Regions from separate parts of the Homo sapiens genome. Here all the other regions are linked to region 1. Evidence: chromatin loops called from intact Hi-C (ENCODE). Cell type or tissue: GM12878. All regions are shown on one strand. Region 1 has its middle 120 kb from the start of BTC. Region 2 overlaps MTHFD2L (methylenetetrahydrofolate dehydrogenase (NADP+ dependent) 2 like). Region 3 overlaps MTHFD2L (methylenetetrahydrofolate dehydrogenase (NADP+ dependent) 2 like).

Region 1 (8,000 bases):
TTGGACAAAATGATTTCAAAACAAAAAATAAAAACTATATAGAGACAAAGAAGGTCATTATATAATGATAAAGGAATCAATTCAGAAAGAGAATATAACAATTGTAAATGTATGTGCACCAAACACTGGAGCACCCAGATATATAAAGCAAATATTATTAGAGCTAAAGAGAGAGATAAACCCCAATACAGTAATAGCTGGAGACTCCAAAACCTCACTTTCAGCATTGGACAGATCATCCAGACTGAAAACCAACAAAGAAATATCAGGCTTACTCTGCACTCTAGACAAATGGACCTAATAGATATTTACAGAACATTTCATTCACAAGCTGCAGAATACACTTTCTTTTCCCCAACACATGGGGAAACAAGTCTTAAAACATTCAAAAAATTAAAATCATATTAAGTATCTTCTCTGACAAGAATAAAATAAATGTAGAAATTAATAACAACAGAAACTTTGGAAACTATAAAAACTTATGGAAATTAAACAATAGGCTCTTGAATGACCAGTGGATCAACGAAGGAATTAAGAAGGAGATTGAAAAATTTATTGAAACAAACATTAATGGAAACAAAGCATTACAAAATCTGTGGGATACAGTGAAAGCAGTACTAACAGGAAAGTCTATAGCAATAACTGCCTACTTTAAAAAAGTAGAAAAACTTCAAATAAACAACATAACAATGCATCTTAAAGAACTAGAAAAGCAAGAGCAAAATAAGCCCAAACTTAGTAGAATAAAATAAATAATAATGATCAGAGCAGAAATACATGAAATAAAAATGAAGAAAAATACCAAATCTTACCAAAAGGTTGTTTTTTGAAAAGATAAACAAAATTGACAAACCTTTAGCCAAACTAACTAAGAAAAAAAGACAGAAGACCCAAATACATAAAATCAGAGATGAAAAAGGAGATATTACAACCAATACCACAGAAATTCAAACGATCATTAGTGGCTACTATGAGAAACTATATGCTAATAAGTTGGAAAACCTAGAGGAAATTAATAAATTCTCAGACACATATTACCTTCCAAGACTGAACCATGAAGAAATCCAAAACCTAAACAGACCAATAACAAGTAATGAGATTGAAGCTATAATAAAACGTCTCCCAGCAAAGAAAAACCCAAGACCTGATGCCTTCACTGCTGAATTTTTCCCAACATTTAAAGAAGAATTAATACCAATCCTGCCAAAACTGTTCTGGAAAATAGAGGAGGAGGGAATTCTTCCAAACTCATTCTATGGAGCCAATATTACCCTGTTACCAAAACTCGGCAAAGAAACATCAAAGAAAGAAAACTCCATTCCAATATCCCTGATGAACATTGATGTAAAAATCCTCAACATAATATTGGCAAGCTGAATCCAACAACACATTAAAAAGATAATTCATCAGGACCAACTGGGATTTATCCCTGGGATGCAAGGATGGTTCAACATATTATCAATGCAAATCACTTGCAAATCAATCAATGTGATACATCATATCAACAGTAAATTACAAAAACCATCTGACCATTTCCATGGAAATCTATTAGAACTGAAAAAGAAATGAAGAAAGCAATCCCATTTACCATAGCTACAGATAAAACAAAGTACCTAGGAATTAACCAAAGAAATGATAGACCTCTACAGTGAAAGCTATAAAACGCTGATGCACCAAATTGAAGGGGACACAGAAAAAAAAAAAGAATATATATTCAATGTTAGTGGATTAGAGGAATCAATAGCATTAAAATGTCCTATTATCCAAAGCAATATACAGATTTAATGCAATCCCTAACAAAATACCAATGACATTCTTCACAGAAATAGAAAAAACTATTCTAAAATTTATATGGAACCACAGAAGACCCAAAATAGCCAAAACAATTCTAAGCAAAAACGATAAAACTGGAGAAATCTCATTACTTGACTTTAAATGTACTACAAAGCTATAGTATCCAAAACCATATGGTACTGGCATAAAAACAGAAACATAGACTGATGGAACAGAATAGAGAACCTAGAAACAATCCACATCTATAGTGAACTCATTTTTTACAAAGATTCCAGGAACATATATGGGGGAAAAGACAGTTTCTTCAATAAATGGTACTGGGAAAACTGAATATCCATATGCAGAAGAGTGAAACTAGACCCTTATCTTTTGCCATATACAAAAATCAAATCAAAATGGATCAAAGGCTAAATATAGGATCTCAAACTATGAAACCACTATAAGAAAACACTGGAGAAACTCCCCAGGACATTGTATTTGTCAAAGATTTTTTGAGTAATGCCCCACTGGCACAGGTATCCAAAACAAAAATGGACAAATGGAATCACATCAAGTTAAAAAGTTCTGCACAGCAAAGAAAAAAATCAACAAAGTGAAGAGACAACCCACAGAATGAAATAAAATATTTGCAAACTATCCATCTGACAAGGGATTAATAACCAGAATATGTAAGGAGCTCAAACAATTCTATAGAAAAGAATCTAATAATGCAATTAAAAAATGGCCAAATGATCTGAATAGACATTTCTCTAAAGAAGATATAATAATGGCAAACTTGTATATAAAAGAGTGCTTAACATAATTGATCATCAGAGAAATGCAAATCAAAACTACAATGAGATATCATCTCACCCAAGTTAAAATGGCTTTTATCCAAATGCCAGGCAATAACAAGTGCTGGCGAGGATGTGGAGAAAAGGGAGCCCTTGAGCACTATGGGTGGGAATGTAAATTAGTACAACCACTATGGAGAACAGTTTGGATATTTCTCAAAAAATTAAAAATAGAGCTACCACATGAACCAGAAATCTCATTCCTTGGTTTATACCCAAAAGAAAGGAAATCAGTATATCAGTATATTGAAGAAATATTTGCACTCCCATGTTTGTTGCAGCTTTGTTCACAATAGCCAAGATTTGGCCACAACCTAGGTGTCCAGCAACACATGAGTGGATAAAGAAAATGTAATACTATTCAGCTGTAAAAAAGAATGAGATCCTGTCATTTGCAACAACACGATGGAAATGGAGGCCATTATGTTAAGTGAAATAAGCGAGGCACAGAAAAATAAACATTGCATGTTCTCACTTCTCTGTGGGTGCTAAAATTTATGACAATTGAACTCATAGAGATAGAAAGTAGAAGGATGATTACCCGAGGTTGGAAAGGGTAGACATTGGTTGGAGGGCAGGGGGAAGCATAGGGGAGAAATGGGGATGGTTAATGGGTACAAAACAATAGTGAGAAAGAATACCTAAGGCCTATTATTTGCTAGCACAACAGGGTGATTATAGTAAGACATAATTTAATAGTACATTTTAAAATAGCTAAAAGAGTATAATTGGATTTTTGATAACACAAAGAATAAACTTTTGACATGGTATACACCTTATACGTCTATTAACACACTGTATGCCTGTATCAAAAGATTTCATGTACCTCATAAATATACTTGCTTACTATGTACCCACAAAAATTTTAAAATAGAATCAAATACTTTTTAAAAGATGTTCCACACCATTACCCATCAACAAATTGTAAATTTAGCCCACAATGAAATATTTCTAGCCACCATCAGAACGCCTAAAATAAAATATAGTGACAGCACCAAATGATGGCATGGATATGTAGGAATTTGCTCACTCACACATTGCTGGTGGGAATGTAAAACGGTATAACCACCCTGGAAAACAGTTCTCAAAAAGGTAAACATGTACCATATAACCCAGCAATTGTGCTCCTGAGCATTTATCCTAGAAAAACAAAAACTTATATTCACAAAAAAACCTGCATAGAGATGCTTTTAGCAGCTTTATTTTTAATAGGTCAAAACTGGAAACAAACCAGATGTTCTTTATTGGGCAAATGGTTAAATAAACAATGGTACATTCATACCATGGAATACTACACAGCAATAAAAAGGAACAAACTGATGTGCACAACAACCTGGATGATTTTCCAGAGAATCGTGCTAAGTGAAAAAAAGGTAATCCCCAAGGGTTACACACTGTATGGTTTCAGTTATATAATAACATTCTTGAAATGACAAAGTTATAGAAATGTAGAAAAGGCTAGTTACTGCCCAAGATTAAACAATGGGTGAGGATAGGAGAGTGATGGAGGTGAAAAAGATAAAAGGGAAAAAATGAGGGGCCCTTGTGGGGATGAAAAATTTATGTTTATTTACCGCACCAATCTCAATAACTTGGTTTTGATATTATACTATAGTTTTTCAAGATATTACAGTTAGTAACAACTGGGTAAAGGGTACACAGGATCTCTGTATTATTTCTTAGAACTACATGTTAATTTATAATTATGTCAAAATAAAAAGCTTAATTAAAAAGACAAATCCCTTAATGAAAATGGAGGATAACTTACTTTTTAATGTCTTATAGTGTCATCATCATTATTTCTTATGGATTTGCCCTAATCTTCATCTAGGGGTGGGGAAGACTATCCCCATGAAGAAAGCTTAAGGGACAGTAGAGGCAAGAGATAGGGACAGTGTCATCAGCAAGAGATAAATTGCAAATGTGTGTAATGGCTTTGGAATTGAAATGTTACATTCATATTAATTTCAGACAAAATATCTTTTGGTAAAAGTTACTTGAAGTATAGAGATTTAAAAAAAGTCATTTAGAATACTCATATCACTCACGTTTAAGCCCATGATGAATAAGTGAGACCCGTACAGCCTCTAGGAAGTAAAATGTGGATGGGAAATGGTCCAAAGCTGGACAGTCAAGGTCTACAATTCTGCAGGACTTAGACGTTACCACAAGAGGGTGCAATGATTTCAGCTATTGCATGAGCAGAAGAGACCAGGTACAGAGAAACTTGAGACAAGAATATGGAGATACGTGGAAATGATACTGTTTTATAAACAACCTTTTTAAACTGTATGCTTTGTCTGGCGGATATATTTATGGTTAGTTTTTTTAATGACTGTAAATCAGTTTTTGAAAATTGTTAATTACTGAGCAAATCAAGGAAGGTGAAGCAAGATGGAAGGTATGCAAGAAGAAAATGGTTCTGATTGGGACTCAGTCCCTGAAGAGTCAGACAGGAGATCTCTCTCTTACTTCCTGTGGGGATGCTTCTCCTACAGCAGCTTACACATATGAAGGGACTTGAAAGCATCAATACAAATAGGTATCAAATATCCATTTGGATGTGAAATTGACTTCCTCTGCTTTATATATCGATTTACAAAGAAAATGGTCTCAAAGAGAACCTAGCCAAAAGTCTTTGGCCACTTTGGTTAGAACAGGGTTATAACAAAGAGTAAGAGATGAGAGGGGATGTTGGTGAGGGATGTAGCTAGGATATTGGCAAAGCGAATTCCTTCTAGAACATATGGACCAACTGTGAGTCCCCATCCTCTTTCTCTAGCCCCACTCATGTAAACCCTGGTCTAGTAATTGATTCCAGGAGGCTACTCAGAGAACTCTTTGGTGGGTTCCTCCATAGAGGACTGGTGCGTGCCCAACCGATACCTACAAAGCTAAGAGACTCTGGACAGAGTTTGACTCCCTCCCACCCACCAGGAAATTCAGAGGGAGAAAGAGATTAGCTGCTGGATACTCAAGAGCTGAAGAAGGAGTTGAGAGTGCCCAGCCCACCTAGAGAAGCATTTGCCTTGGTCAACGGAAGTGGAGGAAGTTTTCTGAAGAACACATGCAAACTCTCCTATGCAAGGGAGAGCTTAGCTTCCTGCCAGACCTAGAGAGTCTGTAGCCTCCAGTCATGTGAGGACCTCTACATTTCCTTACAGCTCCTCCTCTTTCCTCTGGTTGGTCCTTGGTGCTGAGCAAAAAAGTAACCACAGAAGATCTGAGCTAAGAAATTTCAAGCTAAGTTCAGAATTGTGATCATTGCATGCATCTGAACATTTTATTTTCTAAATAGAGATTGTTTGTATGACTAAAATTTGTCTGAAGTACTATCTAAGATTAACCAGAAAAGTTTTGAACTTGCCTGAATCTTCATTTAGGGGTAGGGAAATATCCTTATGAATACAGTTTAAGGGAAAGCAGAGGCAAATATTAAGATGTGTTTTTTATTGTGGCGTTACATTGACATTATCTGAGGTTTAGCTAATTCATAAACATTGATTTGGTACTTGGCTTTGAATGTGTATTGTTTACCTGGCTGGTTGAGAGTGTTTCTGGAAAATGAGCTTTGTCTCTTCTGAGTTTTTGATCTATCTGGTCAATTGGCCAATAACATGGAGTGAATTTTTAAAAACACCCGCAGAACTGAACTGCTCTCAGCAGCAATAGAAATAAGAGGCACGATGATCTATACATTAAAAGTCCAAAAAACATCTCAACCTGTACATGTCCCAGTGGAATTCCTGATTTCCTTCCATTCCTAACCTGTTATTCCTTTGGGCTTCCTCATCTCAGCATATGGCACCCACTTCATTTGGCTTCTCTGGTAAATCCCTAACAATTCTTCTTTATCCTCTCCTTTCCTACAGCCTCCATTCAAGTAGGCTAAGAAGAGTCACTCATCTCCACCTTCAAAATGCATCACACATCTGGCTGCTTTCCAGCACTCAGCTCTCCATCCTGACCCATTAATTGATCTCTAAGATGGACTCTTGCAATAGCCTCCTAGCAGGTCTCTGTACTCCTTCTCTTGCCCCCTTACAATCCAATCCGCTAACACCTAGGTTGATCTTAACAGAGTTAATTCCTACTCCAACACCTGTAATATTCGTGTAGTATCTAAATCTCTACAGTGGTCTCCAACACTTTCCATGATCTGACACGTTCCAGAATCACTTGCATTATGTTCTCATTTCTATTCTTCATGACTCTGTGATCACACCAAGATCATTCACATCTCAGGGCCTTCATTCTTACTTCCCCTTGTTACATCTTTCACGGTGTGCTCCTTAAATAACTCAAAACATAATTTAGTTTTCTATTCAAATCTCATCTCCTCAGATAAATCTTTTATTACTAGCACTTCTGAAAATTGCACTCCTTCTCAGTCATTAGCTATATTTTTATATTGCTTTATTTTTCTTCTTAGTAGTTACTTGACATTTTATTATTTATGTTGGTTTATTGTCTGTCTATACCATGCGAACAGGTACTACAATTGTTTTGTTCCTTGAACACCTGCAACAATCCTAACAAATAAGCATTCAACCTTTCTTTTTTGTAATTAAATAATTGAGAAATTAATTTTTGAGAAAGTAAATATATAGGATAATAGAAAGTGCATTGGATTTGGGGATGTACATTTTAGGCTTATTTTTTTCACCCTTTAATTGTGTAGATTCGAAAAGAATAACGTTAACTTTCTGTTCCTTTCTTTCTTCTCTTTAAGGAAGGATAATCTTTAAGGCAGCCTGAAATTCTATGAGGTCTAAAACAAAGAGCCATCTCTGATATAGGATATTACTTTTCTTTCTTTACATTTTATATGCAAATTTATAAATCAATGAATTTTCATGTCTTTCTTGGATATAGTTAGATATCTGTCAGACTTCTTTCCTTTCCCTCTTCTGTCATTGAAGTTTTGTGGGCCATCTTTATGTGACAAGCACTGTGCCAGACACTTGTGAGGCAGATGATTCTGATATTTTTTCTGCTTGCAAGAAGCTCAAAATCTGAAAAGGAAGACAGAAGTATAAGCATATTCATTAGAATATAATTTGAAAAATACAAAACCAGAAATGTGTTCAATATACAAGGTGGAGTCACTTTGTCCAGGAGCTCCAAGTAGAATAATGAAGGGAGATTGTGTGATGCACCTTTTTTGAGTGTTGTACTGCTAGGAGGAAGAGAGGGAATGGTGGTGGATGTGGAGGGTGGAGTCCAGAAAGATAAATGCATAACAACCAGTCCACTGGACCACTGATCTGGAAATCCTTGGCAATAATTCTTATTATAGTTTATCATTGTAGTTCTGATAAAATGTTGGGTACAAGACACAGATGTAGTGAACTAAGGAGCGACTGGGAAGGG
Region 2 (8,000 bases), 450 kb after region 1:
ATCTAAGTGCCTCGGCCTTCCCTATCTCCCCTCTCAAAGTCAGGTTGTTCCAAAGGAGGGAGAGGCAATAAGGAATTCATCCAGGGAACAACATAATACACATCTATGAACAAGTGCTGATGTCATCCTGAGAAGGCATACATCTTAAGTATAAAAATAAAGTTTCCATAAAGTTGGTCCCTCATGTGTAAGTCACTTCTTAATTTATTTATGCTTATAAGAACTACTCTACTCTGATACTGTATTAGTATCAAAAGCAACCAAGAAGTATATTCTTTTAGTTATGCTAAGTTGTAGCTTAATAATCAACTGATTTATCATTTCTAAATTGTTTAAATATTCACATGCAATGCCTAACATAGAATACATTAACACATAACACTTATTGAATATTTGCAATATACTGGGCACTGTGCTATGCTCTTTACATGGATTGGCTAGCTTGATTACACTATGCAAAAGGTTTTTTTTTGAGAAGTGTTAAATATTCTTTATTTGGTATTACACATAAACCACACTAAAATGCCTTTCAATAAGTAAAAGGCATCATTTTAGATATGGGAAATTCTACTTAGATCAGCATAGTTAAGATCAAAAATATAAAGTAGACATCGCTATGAAAGGTTACTTTTATTATTATCATTTAAATCACATCAATGAACAGATTGAGATTCAGAAATGAGACCAAGCTCACAATCAGCAAGTCTCAGAGCTGGAATTTAAATCCTGGAATTCTTACTTTAGAAAGGCCTGTGCATTTTCACTACTCTGTACCATGAAAATAATGACAACTTTTAGGAAGGAGGGAAGGAACCCTTAAGTGGAGTAGCAGAGGCTAGCAAAAGAGGACAAGCTGGACAATAACAAATAAGAAATGAGATATGGAAAGGACTATAGTATGAGTGAAGCCATGAAATGTGCTGGCATCACTCAGGAAGCACTCAGGGCCGTAAGTGAGCAAGTTGTACTCCCGGGTTGCATGAGCTGTGGGGATGGTGGAGCTATTTCCTTGCCCCACCCCTTGGAACTTCTCCATGTCCTGGTTTCCTGAAAATTACGAACCCTGTTTCAAGGAGGAGGAAATACACCCGGGGGAAAACCCTATTGAGCCCTAGGATAATGTTTGATGGGAGTGTTTCTAAGACTTGATAATATGATTGGAGAAGTGGTGAAAGGAAATTCGTTGGTCACTTTGTACTTTATGACAAGTAAGTATGAATATTCTGAGTTACTAAATTGCCCATTTATCCTGTTTTATATCATGGTATCTGTCATTAAAAGTGTTGCAATAGACACTCTAAAGTTACAACTGTGAAGGTTCATTCGTCATGCTGGAAGGGATGGCTTAGTGGCCAAAAATGCCAGCTTTCACCACCGTGACACTGCATCCAGAGCTTGACATGCAAGTGGCATTGACTCAGCAGCTCATTTCCTGAATATAGTTTCAGAGTTTACTCAGATGGGTGGAGGGTAATGTGGACAATGTCTAAAAAAACTTGCCTATCCTGCTGAATAATGAAGATTCCTAGAATTTTACAGACTTAGGATAGCCTACAGTTTCCTTAAAGCAGATACGAGAAAGCCCAATGATCTCCAACATGATCTTAGAATTGATACTGGCTAGCTTTCCCTTCTTTATCAGTAGCTTGTGCAAAGCTGATTTAGCCTTTCCCTAAACTGCTCCTCCCCTTTCAACCATCCAGTACTCTTACTGTTCTTTAGATGTAATAGTCTCCTTACTCTTTCTTCACCTTTCCCATAATTTCTTTTTTTCTTTTTTCTTTTTTTTTTTTTTCTGAGACAGAGTCTTGCTCTGTTGCCCAGGCTGGAGTGCAGTGGTGTGATCTCGGCTCACTGCAACCTCCGCCTCCCGGGTTCAAGTGATTCTCCTGCCTCAGCCTCTTGAGTAGCTGGGATTACAGGCACCCACCACCACACCTGGCTAATTTTTGTATTTTTAGTAGAGACAGGGTTTCACCATGTTGGACAGGCTGGTCTCAAACTCCTGACCACAGGTGATCCACCCACCTGAGCCTCCCAAAGTGCTAGGATTACAGATGTAAGCCACTGCACCCGGCCACCTTTCCCATCATTTCTTAATCTTAACATTTACACCTAAATCACTCCATTCATACACTTAATGACATGAACTACTCTTTCATGAATAAATATTTCACTTTTTATTGCTTTAGCAACTACTTTATGATGACAAACTGGAATAATTTGGTAGTTCCCAAAAATAATGCTACAGTGTGTAAATCCAACAACTAGAATAATTCCATCTTAAAAAATTAGATTATATCGGCTAAATATGTATCAATTTGAAAAAGTTCTTATTGTAGTTATAATCTCAAAATCAACACAGCTCACATTTACTGGGCAACCACTATGTGTTAGATATTGTTCTAAGCACTTACCTAGCAAGCTTAAAAAAAAATACCACGCCTTTACCTGCTGTAGTCTAATGAAGATAACAACTATAAACAGGTACTATGTGCTATAACCATGGTACATTAAAGTACTCTAGAAACTTGTTAACTCTCTCTGTGAACTCAGAGATTTGGCTTTGAGTAGGGACTTGAAGCTACTTACTTCTAATTGCATAGTGTGACAGGGTCTGATTCTGCAGATCTAAGCTTCTAACTGAGTCTAAATCTCAATTTTGGGGGCAATTTTAAAAAGGTGAGTGATATATAAGCCAGTAGGAGTAGTACTATGAGAAACTGGAGGGATGACATTAATATTAAATAAGCTAATATTCATGTCTCAGGATCTTCACACAGGATTTCCTCTTTTACTTTCTTCAAGCTTGTGTCAAGATTTCATTACCACATTCTTCACTCTCATCTCTCAGACATTATCATTCTTTCTGATATATATCACGCAATCCTCCTCCTTCTACCCTGAGTTCTCCTAGATGAGGTTGTTTCCATATATGCTGACATTCTCATTATGACAGTGATCTAGCCCTCCCCGTTCTGGCTACCTCTGCCATTAGATCACTATTTCCTTTAAATACCCACTGCTATTTGTATTTGTTTAGTTCCCACACACAATGCATGATATGGTCATTCTGGCAATACTTTATTCCTATTGTCTGGTTATATGGGATTTATTTTTTATATTCACTCACATTCTTTCTATAATTTATAAATGCCTACATGTTTTATCCCTAACTTCTCCAGGTGATTATTAATTAACTGGAAATGTAGCAATCTTTAGTTGTTTCTTATAAATTCTCAATTTTCTTCCCCTAAATTTCCCATTGGCTAAATATTTATTTCTTCAAGAAGACTGCAGAACTACATACAAATCTGTCTTCTACATTCAACATACTTTTGTATTTAGTAAGAGGCATTAAAGGTGAAATAAAAAAGCAAGGAACAGGACTTCTTCCCACTGTCTTTGTTTAAAATGTCTTCTAACTAGTATTAGCATGGTGTATGGCCAACTTGGCTACATCTGAAGTAGCTGCTCACCTGACTGGCGCCCTCTGGTGGTAAGAAAATACCCTCAGCGGGATGCTTGTGGGACAGCCTCAACACCCACCACACCTAAAGCTTGAGTACCTCCTGGCTCCTGTCTTGTTTATTTTATATAGGCTTGAGTCTTCCTTGTCCTTCTGTTCCTTTATTTTCCTTTTCTTTTTCTTTTCCTGTCTTCTTTTTAAATATCTGTACTCAAGGCTGATTTAGGCCTTTACAAAGAAAGCTAGAGAGGATAAACTCAAGGAGGACAACAGTGTTGGCATTATGGCATAAGCTTTGACTTAGTTACAAGAGAATATCAGTGTTTCTTGCAAGTGGATTGTGATCACCCATGTGCCATTTGTCATAATAATAAAACAAACCACGAGTAGGAAGGCATGATGAGAGATTTTCCTCCACTAGAATAAAATACTCATTCAATATAATATTTGATAAATGTTATCTAAGGACAATAGTCAAATATTCTGTACAAGCTGTTAACATTAGTCAAATAATACCTTTTAAGGATAATGTAAACTTCATTCTTCCTAAGGTTAGAAACGGACAAAGATGAGCATTCAAATTCCTCTTTATTCAACAAATTCTGTGTCTTGTGTGTGAACAGAAGTGTCTCTAAAAAGAAGTCAGTATAATACTTATCTGCCATGAAGGTATCAGTGGCTGAAGCAGTATTTCACTTAATGCTGATCTGTGGTCTGAAAAAGTTTACTAACTCTCTAAACATGCCTGACTTCTGTCAATGCAGTTCAAAAATTTGCATTTGATATCACCCAAATGTAATTTTTTGGAAAAACAGGCAATGTGGTATGGTTATCTGTACCAGCTTACTGATTTTTTTTCTGGGAAAAAGAACATTTCTATTTTTACTCTATGAGGAGCCAACTACTGTTCCTGCAGTCATGTATATGTTCTAGGTTCCAGAAAAGGGCCTATAGAAGAATCAGATATTTTATTAAATTTGATTGAAACTATGTGTTCAAATACAAAACAAATTAGAGCAAAATCTAGACCCATTAAATGAAATTGCAATACCTCTCCTCTCTGTTTCTACTTTTACACCTCTAAAGTCAGTTTTTGACACAACTGCAGACATGAGGTCTGATATGTTTTTAAAGGTGTGATCAGTCCTTTAAAACCTAAGTCAGACCATGTTGATCTGCTGTCAGCCATTCTTGGCTTATATCAAAATCCTAACCATGGCCGACAACGTCCTTCATGAGTTAACCCTGGCTACCTTCCCAACAACATTTCTTACTAGTATCCTCATAATTTATTAATATTTTATTAAAATCAGAGTAATATAATAAGCCGTCAAAGACCTGTGTTCTGGAATACATCAAGCATGCTCCTGCCTAAGGACTTTGGTATCTGCTGTTTCCTCTGCTCGGGATGCTCTTCCCCCAGGAATGGTTCTTGATTTGTGCCTTTACTTCATACAGATCTGCTTCTGTCGGTATCTCCATGGGAAACAGAATCCACCCCATATAGTAATGAAATAATTTTTACAGCGATATATTCAGGCTAAGATAAAAACAAAAGCTGTTGCAGCTCTTAGAGATTAGAAACTGGAGGAAGCTTGTACCATTCCTAGGTCTGTAGGGGTGAGGAAATGGTGTTACTGCAGCCCAGTGAGAGCCTTAGCTGTCGGGGAAAGGATGCTGAGCAAAAGCTATCGATGCAGGAGGAAGAGAAAGACAGTAGAAGTGGAAAAGAGTAGAGAAGAAACACCATGACTTGACATTTCTCTTCTTCTCCTTCAGATATCCTACTAGTGCCAAACCTTGCTGGGAGCCAGTGTCAGAGGAACACAGGTGAGGCCATCTTCATTAGTCAGCCTCTCAGGGCCAGACCAGGGCAGGGAAGGGCAGACACTGGGGCTGGTGGACAAATGGAGAATGGCCAGGACAAGAACTCTACTCAAAAGGTCACCTCCCAAGAAAGATCTTCACCAATCAATCAATCTAAAACAGTATCCCCAAAACACTATTCCTTCATCCAGTTTCATTATAGCACTTATCATTATCTGGCATTATATTTTACTGTTTATTTGCTCTCTCTCCCACTAAGATGTAAGTTCTACGAGGGCTGGCATTTCATCATTTGTATCCATTGCTGTATTCCTAAAATTTAAAACAGATACTGCTGCATAGGAAGGGTCCAATATTTATTGAATAAATAATATTCAATTGAATGAATTTAGTATTCAATTGAATGAATTTAGTACTATCTTTGCTATTCAAAAGTACACGTTTAATTAAAATCAGAGTAAATGATAAACTCTCAAATATCTGTAAGTGAATTATCCATACACAAGCCCCATATTCCAGCCTTTTCTATGTTCTAAAATATCTTTCTTGTTAACTTACCCTGTAGGAAAACACAAACAAATTTAAAGAAATTTAATCTTATGAAATATAATAAGTATACATATACATATATTCCATAAAGCTTTCTTTTGTATATTAAAATAGAGAATTAAAGAGTCTCATCATTGAAGGAAGTATTAAAACACAATGAACCCAACCTAGTACTCAGTAGACAGACATTCTCTGCAATGGTCCTTTAAATGGTAGGGAGTAAAGAAAGAATGTGATTCCTTCCCCAAAGAACATATGCTCAAAATAATTACAACTGTTTACATGCATTTTTAGCTATGTTGTTTAATTTATTGAAATATTTTGATAATGTTGAAAGGGGATTTTTTTTTTGTCAACCAAAATGGGGCAAAATCCAATAAACGTTGACAAATAATGCTCTATGAAATGCCACTTATGTTTTTATCTATTTTGCTAATCACTGTAGTGATAAGGAACTTACTATCTCAAGAACTGGTGACTTTGAGGCAGCTTTTATTATTATAAAAGTTTGGGCTTGGGTTTTTTCTTTATGTTAAAAAAAAAGTTGTTGTATCTCTTTAGGTCATACTTTCTTCCAGACCAAACATCCTCAGTTCATCAGACCAAATTTCATATGTCATCTTTTTTGGAAAGATTCTTATCCTAGATACTCTCCTTTGGACATGGTCTCATCCATCAACTTTTCCCCTAAAGTCTAGACTTCAGAACATAATTCTTCAGCCTGGCTGTGTTTAGGGCAGCATAGTGACTATCTTTTCCCCTCACCTGAACATTCTATGTTCCTTGATACAACTTGAAAATACAAGTTTTATTGTTCTCCATAGCTACAATGTATTATTTACCTGCACCAACCTTTTTCCGTAAATGCTGTTAAACCATGTTCGTCAAAGCAATTAGCAAAGTGCACATTGTTCTTGTGCTTAATCTGTCATCCCAAAAGCTGTTTGGGTTTTCCATAATGAAGTAACAAATGCTAACATAGGCACAATGGACTGATATAATGATTGCCAAGAGACAGAATCCAATCAACAGAAGTTAGTCATACATAAAGCTAACTCTCTCAAAAAGCTTTCAAACATGTCAGCATTTAGGGCAGGAATTATTCTGCTGATGACATTCCAAAAAATAACAGTCACTAAGGACTTACCTGCAGCAACTATGATAATATCTGCCAGCTGCGTATGAATCTTCAGTTGCTCTTTGGGGGTGTATCTGTGAGCTATTGTCACAGTTGCATCACCTGGAATACAGAAGAATTTCTATCAGTGATTACTGAACTTTTAAAAATTTTATAAATGCTCTAAATCCAGAAGAGTTTCACTTATTTCCTAAGAATAGAAAGGCTACTTTGACATGACTAAATCACTTTGAGCACAAAAGCTATACAAGAAAACCAAGAGGAACCAAAATATTGTACCCTTCAATTAAATGAAAGGAAAATCAATGAGACCAAATTAGGGTAAGTGCCGATCATCACAGGAGAGCTATAAGTAGAGTCCCTGAAATACAGAATTTGAAAATTCTGTGTTGACTGCTTAATACATTAGTATACAGGATACTCATTGTCTTCATAATGACAAGCAAACAAATAATAAAAGCAATAAGGTAAGTGAACAAAAAATGGGACAATATATTGTGGGAGCATAACTGAGAGATTAATTCTGTCTTGAGAAGGTGTCTAGGAGGGATTCCTAAAGGAGGAAATACATTTTTTTAGGTCTTAATGCATGAGCAGAAGTGTTCTAATCAGGTAAGGAAGAAAAAGGCATTCCAAGCTAAAAGAATAGCAGGAAAAAACTAACCAACTTTGAAAGTGGGTATTTGGAAAATAGCAAAATTTTTTTGTCACAGGTTATGGTACATCACAGGAAGATTTTATATGAAAGCCTTAAGGGAGGGTTGAAAGAACAAGAGAGGCAAGAGATTCCAATATTTAAAGTGTGAGCCATGAAAGGAGAGTGAGGGAAAGTTGGTGATAAAGTGCAGTCAAGAGGATTTCTGGTAAGAATACGGCTAAGACTGCATCTTGTCTTCTCCTGGAAGATGTGCAAATGTTACACAGTTAACCAAAACAACAAAAGTTACATGATCACCATTTTTAGAAAAACTGGAAGACCTAATTTCTACAGACTCCAAAAACATGTTAAGAGTTACC
Region 3 (8,000 bases), 490 kb after region 1:
AGAGATCAGAATAGAATAAGTAAAATTCTCTGATCACAGATGGCATAGTTGTTTATGCAGAGCATGCTTAAAAATTTATAAAACAATTAATAGAACTAATAAAGTGAATTAAGCAAGATTACAAAGTCAATATAAGAAAACAATTGAATTCCTGATACAAGTAGTAACTATCAGAAAAATGAAATTTTACAAATACTCTTTACAATAGCTGACAAATCATAAAATGCTTAGGAGTAAATTGTTTAAAATTTGAGAATAACATCTATAATAAGAACTACAAAAGACTGCTGACAAATGACGTAAATAAATAAAAGGCATACCATGTTCATAGATTGGAAGACTCAATGATGGTAAGATGTCAATTCCCAAACTGATTTATAGAGTCATTGCAATCATCTCAATCATAATCCTATGTCGTTTTTTGTTAGATTCTTAAATGTATATGAAGATTTAAAGGACTTAGAATATCCAAAGCAATCTTGAAAACAGAGTTAGAAGATTTATAATACCTGACTTCAAGACTTGCTACAAAGCTACAGTAATCTAGACAGTGTGATACAGGCATAAGAACAGACAAATAGATCAATGGAACAAGAAAAGAGAGCCCAGCTTTAGAGTCACACTTATAGAATGTGAATGCCACAAAAATGCCATAGTAATTCAATGCGAAAGCAAAGTGTTTTCAACAAATAGTACTTGAACAGCTAGGCAGCTATATTGTAGGGGGTGGGGTGGCAAAACTTACTATGATGACTATTTCATACTACACAGAAAAATTAACTAGAAATCAATTAGAAATCTAAACATAAAAGTTAAAATTATATAGTTTCTAGGTGAAAATTTAGAAGAATATCATTGTATGCTGGGTGTAAGAAAAGGTTTCTTAAAAATAACACAAAACACATAAAGCATAAAATAAAAATACCACCAATTAAACTTAAGAAAAATTAAAATCTTATGCTCATCAAAAGGCACCATTAAGAAAATGTACAGGTAAGCCAAAGACTGGGAGAAAATATTTGCAAAACACCTATCAGTTAAAGAACTTGTAACCAGATATATAAAAAAAAGCACTCAAAGTTAAATCATTAAAAGATAAATAATATTTTTAATAAATAACATTTTAAAATAACATTTTAAACATTTTAAACAGCCACTTTACAAAGTAAGATATTGAAATGGAATATGTATACGAAAAAAATCAGAACAGTGGTTACCTGAGTGTGAGGATGAAAGAGATAGCGACTGTCTGGGAAGGGGCATGAAGAAACTCAGTTGACAAAAATGTTCCATAATATGATAGGGGTTTAGATTACATGAGAGTTTGCATTTTTCAAAACTTATGGAATAATACATATAAGATGTGTACATTTCAATGCATGTAAATTTCACATAACATAAATAATGAACCTTAATGATGTATACACTAAAGTTTTAGGGGTATATTAAGTGTTCTTACCTTTAAATGCTTCAAAAATAAAATGGACGGGTGAAGGAACAAATGGATAGGTATGTGACAAAACAAATATAGCATAATGTTAACAACTACAGAATCTAGTTTGAAGGCATATGAGTGTTCATTGTACCAGTCTTTTAGTTTTCCTGTATGTTTGAATTTTTTATAACAATATGTTGGGAGGCGGTCAGATAAAAATACAACCTGTCCTCCAACATCCTATCCCTCCTACCATGATCTACTTCTTCCTTTTTCCGATAGCATATCAACATCTAGTAAATATATTTGTTTATTTATTATATATATTTTTTAACCGCCTCCTCTGCTACTCAAAAGGACAGAAATTTCTGTCTTTTTCTTTTTCACTGATCCACAGTACAAATAATAGTGCCTGGACCATAGAGGCACTCAATAAATATTTATTGAATAAATGGCTACTATTAACCCTAATTTATAGATGAAGAAACTGAGACAAAATTAGTGGGCAGCTGGACACAGTAAGAAGAACAGGCTGCCATAAGGAAAATATGTCTGATCCTTCCATATCCTCTAACATCCTCCTTTTAAAAATACAAAGAGGTCAGGCACGGTGGCTCATGCCTGTAATCCTAGCACTTTGGGAGGCTGAGGCAGGTGAATCATGAGGTCAGGAGTTTGAGACCAGCCTGGCCAACATGGTGAAACCCTAAAAATACAAAACCCTAAAAATACAAAAAATTACCTGGGCGTGGTGGCAGGTGCCTGTAATCCCAGCTACTCGGGAGGCTGAGGCAGGAGAACTGCTTGAACCCGGGAAGCGAAGGTTGCAGTGAGCTGAGATCAAGCCAATGCACTCCAGCCCAGGCAACAGTGCAAGACTCCATCTCAAAATAAATTAATAAATAAATAAAAATAAAAATATAAAGAAAAACCAAAGGTGGCTTATGTTAAAAATCATAATTTTTCATATTGTTGCATCTACCTTATTGACTATCTGGTACTATTACATCCTCCAACATAAATTTAAGGTGAAAGATTCATGTTTCTTGTTTTTCATTTACTTCTTCCTTTCTGGACATGAAAAAAAAAAACGACCAGGTAAAGTTTTATGCTAATAGATCAAAGTCCACATCCTGAGTGTGTATACAATGCCCTTGAAAATTCAATCATTTATTTACTCAACAAATATTTACTGAATGTCTACCATATTACCAGTAGGGGTTTAGAATATATAAGTGAGGACCAGGCACAGTGGCTCACGTCAACACTTCAGGAAGCTGTAATCCCAACACTTCAGGAGGCTGAGGTTGAAGGATCACCTGGGGTTAGAAGTTTGAGACCAGTCTGGCCAACATGGTGAAACCCCATCTCTAGTAAAAATACTAAAATTAGATGGGCATGGTGGCCGGCACCTGTACTCCCAGCTACTCAGGAAGCTGAGTCAGGAGAATCACTTGAACCCAGGAGGCAGAGGTTACAGTGAGCCAAGATCACACCACTGCACTCCAGCCTGGGCAATACAGCGAGACTCTGTCTCAAAAAAACAAAAAACAAAAATGAATATATAAGTGAGGCAAACAGACAAAATTCTTGCCTCTGGAATTTATATTTTAATGGAATAAATGTCTGCCTACTCAAACTACCTATAGTCTCTCAATGATTTATTTTCTAAGAGTAAATAAGAGATACTTTTGGAAACTGTGTTCACTGTTCTCAAGCCAATAAATATTTAAGTTACACCCTCTGGGATCTACATCAAGATTTCAAGACAGCAAATACTTATCAGATGCCTACCACTTTCCCAATATTATTTAAGAGTTGTTTCAACATCAAGGGACAAGGGGACAGAAAAGGAATGGGAACACACTCTAACCTCGCTGAGCTACTCCACCCCAAATTCTGAGAACACAGTGGAGCTTGGAGGTAGACTGGAAGGAGTTCTCTAGGCCGGAAAAAGGTGGGTCTGGTTCTCCACCCTTCTGAGCCTCTCCTACAGCCACGAAAACTGCCCCAGGATGTCCTCAGGCAGGCTTACTTCATAGGATGTAAAAAAATAAAAAATAAAAATTAATGAAGTTGGAACCTACACATCACGCAAAGGTTGCTAACCTTTACCCTATATAATTATCTTAAGTGACCTGAAGAGTATATGGAGATCCTAAAATTACCTTGTTCTTGTAAGCAATGTTAAGGACACCTTGGTTTATTGAGCCCTTGGTAACTTCTGTCAAATATACAGTACTGTCCTTGAAATAGTGTATTCTATAGAAGAAAACACTTAGATTAGTGAACAGGCCAATTCTAATAAGCTTCTTTTAAACACACAAGGAGAAAGAAAAGATGTTTTTTTGGGAATCTTGCTTGCAAACTTTTCAAGGACAATGATTTATTCTCAAATTGCTTTCTGACTATTTGGTCAGTACCCTGACTAAAAGGTACCTTTTCCCCGGGTACCTAGTACAGAGTTACATAAATTCTAGGTAAATATTCGTTGACCTGGTAAATGAATGATGAGGGTCAGAAAACTATCATATAACTAGATATTTTAAAATACTTTCCACAGAGAAATATCCATCTTCCATAGGGCCTTTTGATTTTGGTAAATGCTTTGTCATCATTTCAAGCTGAATACACTCAAAAACAGATGAGGATATAATGGTAAAGAAAAAAATAAAAAAGTAACTTGTTCAAAAAATTCATGATTTTGAAGATATTGTGAAAAGCAAATCATCTCAAGTTAGATGATATAACAAATTTTTGATAATAACTGTTCAAAAAGATGTAATTCTATAGATTTGAGCCACTAAAAATCTCTGGGCATGGTTTCCACATGAATATGAATGAGAGAGAGAGACATAAGTGGCTATAGACACCAACCAATCCCACTGCTATGTAAATTATATCTCAGTGATTTACTCACCTTCCAGTGTAAACCATTAATCTTTAAAAAAAAAAAAAAAAAAAAAAAAAGGAAGAAAAACACTGCTTGCTCAATGCTGCCATCATGTGGTTAACATACTTTACATGCAAGAGAGTGGTCTTCACTTTTCTTCCCCTTGCTCATAAGCTCTTTGATATAAACCTCCCTCTGAGAAAGTTTTTCTTTTTAAGTTGGATAAATAATATTGTGTGAGGATGGCTTTGCTTCTATGTGACTAAACAAATAATGTCAAAAAGAATTTGAAACAAAATATTGGGTATTTTTTCTTTGAATGAACTTCAAGTGCAGAAATTGGATTAATCATAATTCATGGGCTTGTGACACAACCTCAATATTGGTCCAAACACAATGCAATTTAAATTAGTTTTTCATAATAAATTAGGCATATGCAAATCTACTACCCCAAACAAAAGTTATCGCCTTGATCTATATTTAACCTTAATCTATATTTAACCTTATAGTCTACCCAATTAGTCCATTCTCCGTCCTGCTCCAAACAGATGTAAATTTCATCCTGAGTCCTGTGCCTGTCATTCTTTTGAGTCCTTTACTATATAGTTTTATTGTATTTTTTCTATTTCTAGTAGATTTGCATTTTTGATAAACAGCTTTATTGAAGAATATTTGAATATAATAGACGGCATACATTTAGAGAGTACAATTTGATAGGTTTTGATATATATATACCCATATATATACATATGTATACACATATATATATACCCATATATATATACATATGTATACACATATATATATACCCATATATATATACATATGTATACACATATATATATACCCATATATATACATATGCATACACATATATATATATACCTATAAAACCAGAATCCTAGTCAAGATAATGAACATATTTACCATTCTGAAAACTTTCCTCCTACTCTCTTCATAATCCTTTCCTCTCTTTCCTATCCCCTCAGCTCCAACTATCTATAAACATTTGTTATGGACTGAATTATGTCCCCCCGAAATTCATATATTAAAGCTGTAACACTTAATGTGATTGTATTTAGAGATAGGACTTCTGAGGCCAATTAGATTTAGATGAGTTCATGAGGGTAGGGCCCTTGTGATATGATTTAGTGTCCTTATAAGAAGAGAAACCAGAAAACTTGCTTTCTTCATCATGTGAGGACACAATGAGAAGGCTCTGTCTGCAAGCTAGGAAGAAACTTCTCACTAGAACCCAACCATGCTGGCACCGTGATTGCACACTTTCAGCCTCCAGACTGTGAGAAAATACATTTCTGCTGTTTAAGCCTCTCATTCCATGGTATTTTCTTATGATAGATGAAGCAGACTAATACACCACGGATATGCTGTCAATTCATTAGTTTTCATTTCATATAATTTTATTTAAATGAAATCACAGAGTATATACTCTTGTCTAGATACTTTCACTCAGCATAATTACTTTGAGATTAATCTATATTGTAATATGCATCAATATTTTGTTCCTTAATATTGCTGAGTAGTATTCTATTGTATGGAATATCACAGTTTATTTATCCATTGACCTGCTAATGAACATTTGGGTTGTTTCTAGTTTTTAGTTATCACAAATAAAGGTTCTATGAACATTCATATACAAATACTTGTATGGACATATGTTTCATTTTCTTTTGGGGAAATACACAGGCACGGAATGGCTGGACCAATGTGTGTGTGTGTGTGTGTGTGTGTGTGTGTGTGTAAATACACAGGCACAGAATGGCTGGACCAGTGTGTGTGTGTGTGTGTGTGTGTGTGTGTGTGTGTGTATTTAACGTTTTAAGATACTGCCAAACTATTTTCCAGTTTTCCAAAATGTACCATTTTGCATCTCCACTACAGGAGAACATGATGGTTACTATCCCTCCACATCATCACCAACACATAGTATAGTCAGTTGATATTTTAATTTCAGCCATTCTAATGGGTTTGCAGTAGTATCTTGTTAATACTTTTCATTTGAATTTCCCTAATGACTAATGATGTTGAACATCTATTCATATGCTTATTTACCATTTGTATTTCTTCTTTGAAGTGTCTGTTCAAATACTTTTACCATTTTTGCTCTTGCTATTCTCTCTGTCATTATTTTTAGAAAGTTTCAGCAATGATTATTTCAAAAGTTTTTTCTGTCCTGTTTTCTCTTCTCCTGCTATTCCAAATGCATGTACCTTTTGAAAATATCCCACAGTTCTTTGACATTCTATTCTGGAGCGGTTTGGGTTTTTTTCCTCTTTGTGTTTTATTTTGAGAAATTTCTACTGGCATAACTTCAAGCTTACTGATTCTTTTCCTGGCCATTTCCAGTCTACAGTTGAGCCCATCAAAGCATTCTTCATTTCTGTTAGAGTGTTTTTAATTTCTAGCATTTCTTTTCTAGATATTCTTTTGCATTTGAATATCTGATTGTTCCAGCCAGTACTATGTGTTGAAAATCGCATTCTTTTCTGTACTTATTTGCCTTTCCACTTTTGTCAGAAATCAGTTATCAATATAAGTGTGAATCTCTTTCTGGACTTTCTATTTTGTTTCATTGATCTGATTTTCTATCTTGATTCCAATACTACATTGCTTTGCTTACTGTAGCTTTATAACTCATTTTGACATCAGGCAATGTTAATCCTCCATGTTACTCATTTTCAAAATTGTTTGGACCATTTTAGGTCATTTGCAGTTCCATATGAATTTTATTCAGTTTCTCCCAAGTTTTTACCAAAGGTCACCTTGAACCTACAAATCAGTTGGAGGAAAATTGGTATTTTAACAGTATTTAGTCTTCTGATCCATAAACATGGTTTATTAATCCATTTATTTAGGCCTCCTTTAGTTTGTCTCAGAAATGTTCTGTAGTTTTTAATATATATAGGTTTTCCCCATCTTTTGTCAAATTTATGCCTAAGGATTTCATATTTTTGATGCTATTATAAATGTATATTTAAAATTTCAATATCTGGTTGAAAGTATACAGAATAAAAATCGATTCCTCTATATTAAGCTTGTATCCTTCAATCTTGCTAAACTCACTTATTAGTACTAGTAGCTGTTTTTTTTTTTTTTTTTTTTTCATGGATTCCCTTGAATTTTCCATGGGACAATCATGTCATCTGCTTTTCTTGTCTTATTGTGCTAGTTAGAATTTCCAGTGAAATGTTAAATAGACATGGTAATAGTGGACATCCTTGACTTTCTTGATTGTAAGAGGAAAACACTCAGTGTTTCATAATCAATTATGATGTTGCCTATAGATTTTTCATACATTCCCTTTATCAGCTTGAAAGAGTTCTCTTCTATTATTAGTTACTTGAAAGTTTCTCATCAGGAATTAATGATGAAATTTATCCAATACTTTATCTGTATCTATGGAAATGATTATATGATTTTCATTTTTAGCTTGTTAATATGGTAAAATACATTGTTTACTGTTCTAATGTTAAATTGTATTGGATTCCTGAAAGAAAACACATTTGGTCATGATGAATTGTTTTCTAAATTGTTGGATTTGATTTGTTAATGTTTTGTTAATACCTTTTGAATCTATCTTCATGAAGGATACCGACTCATAATTCTCCTTTCTTGTAATGTCTTTGCAAGGTTTTTAGTAACAGAGTAATG

Evidence for each region. A loop is a pair of places that touch in the nucleus more often than their neighbours do. Peaks named below come from ENCODE experiments on the same cell type or tissue, not always from the same donor. Only the 100,000 strongest peaks of a DNase experiment are listed, where the experiment ranks them.
Region 2: a loop joins it to region 1, with 7 times the contacts of the local background. A loop is called at or near these places in 21 of 110 quality-filtered maps.
Region 3: a loop joins it to region 1, with 4 times the contacts of the local background. A loop is called at or near these places in 28 of 110 quality-filtered maps.

The regions. Positions count from the first base shown.
Region 1 is chr4:74,672,675-74,680,674 of GRCh38, reverse strand. No RefSeq gene overlaps it. Among named protein-coding and RNA genes, the nearest start is that of BTC, 120 kb to the left of the region's middle. In GM12878, a CTCF peak has its summit at 4,795 (motif pointing right); no DNase peak of the experiment used is centred here.
Region 2 is chr4:74,224,387-74,232,386 of GRCh38, reverse strand. MTHFD2L (methylenetetrahydrofolate dehydrogenase (NADP+ dependent) 2 like) reads right to left here. Exons shown (of 8, transcript NM_001144978.3): 6 at 6,993-7,085. Among named protein-coding and RNA genes, the nearest start is that of MTHFD2L, 70 kb to the right of the region's middle. RefSeq lists a silencer at 3,520-3,589. In GM12878, a CTCF peak has its summit at 3,493 (motif pointing left); a DNase peak (open chromatin) is centred at 1,373.
Region 3 is chr4:74,185,891-74,193,890 of GRCh38, reverse strand. The region is part of intron 3 of MTHFD2L (methylenetetrahydrofolate dehydrogenase (NADP+ dependent) 2 like); the gene reads right to left. Among named protein-coding and RNA genes, the nearest start is that of MTHFD2L, 32 kb to the right of the region's middle. RefSeq lists an enhancer at 2,445-2,739. In GM12878, a CTCF peak has its summit at 4,457 (motif pointing left); a DNase peak (open chromatin) is centred at 4,470.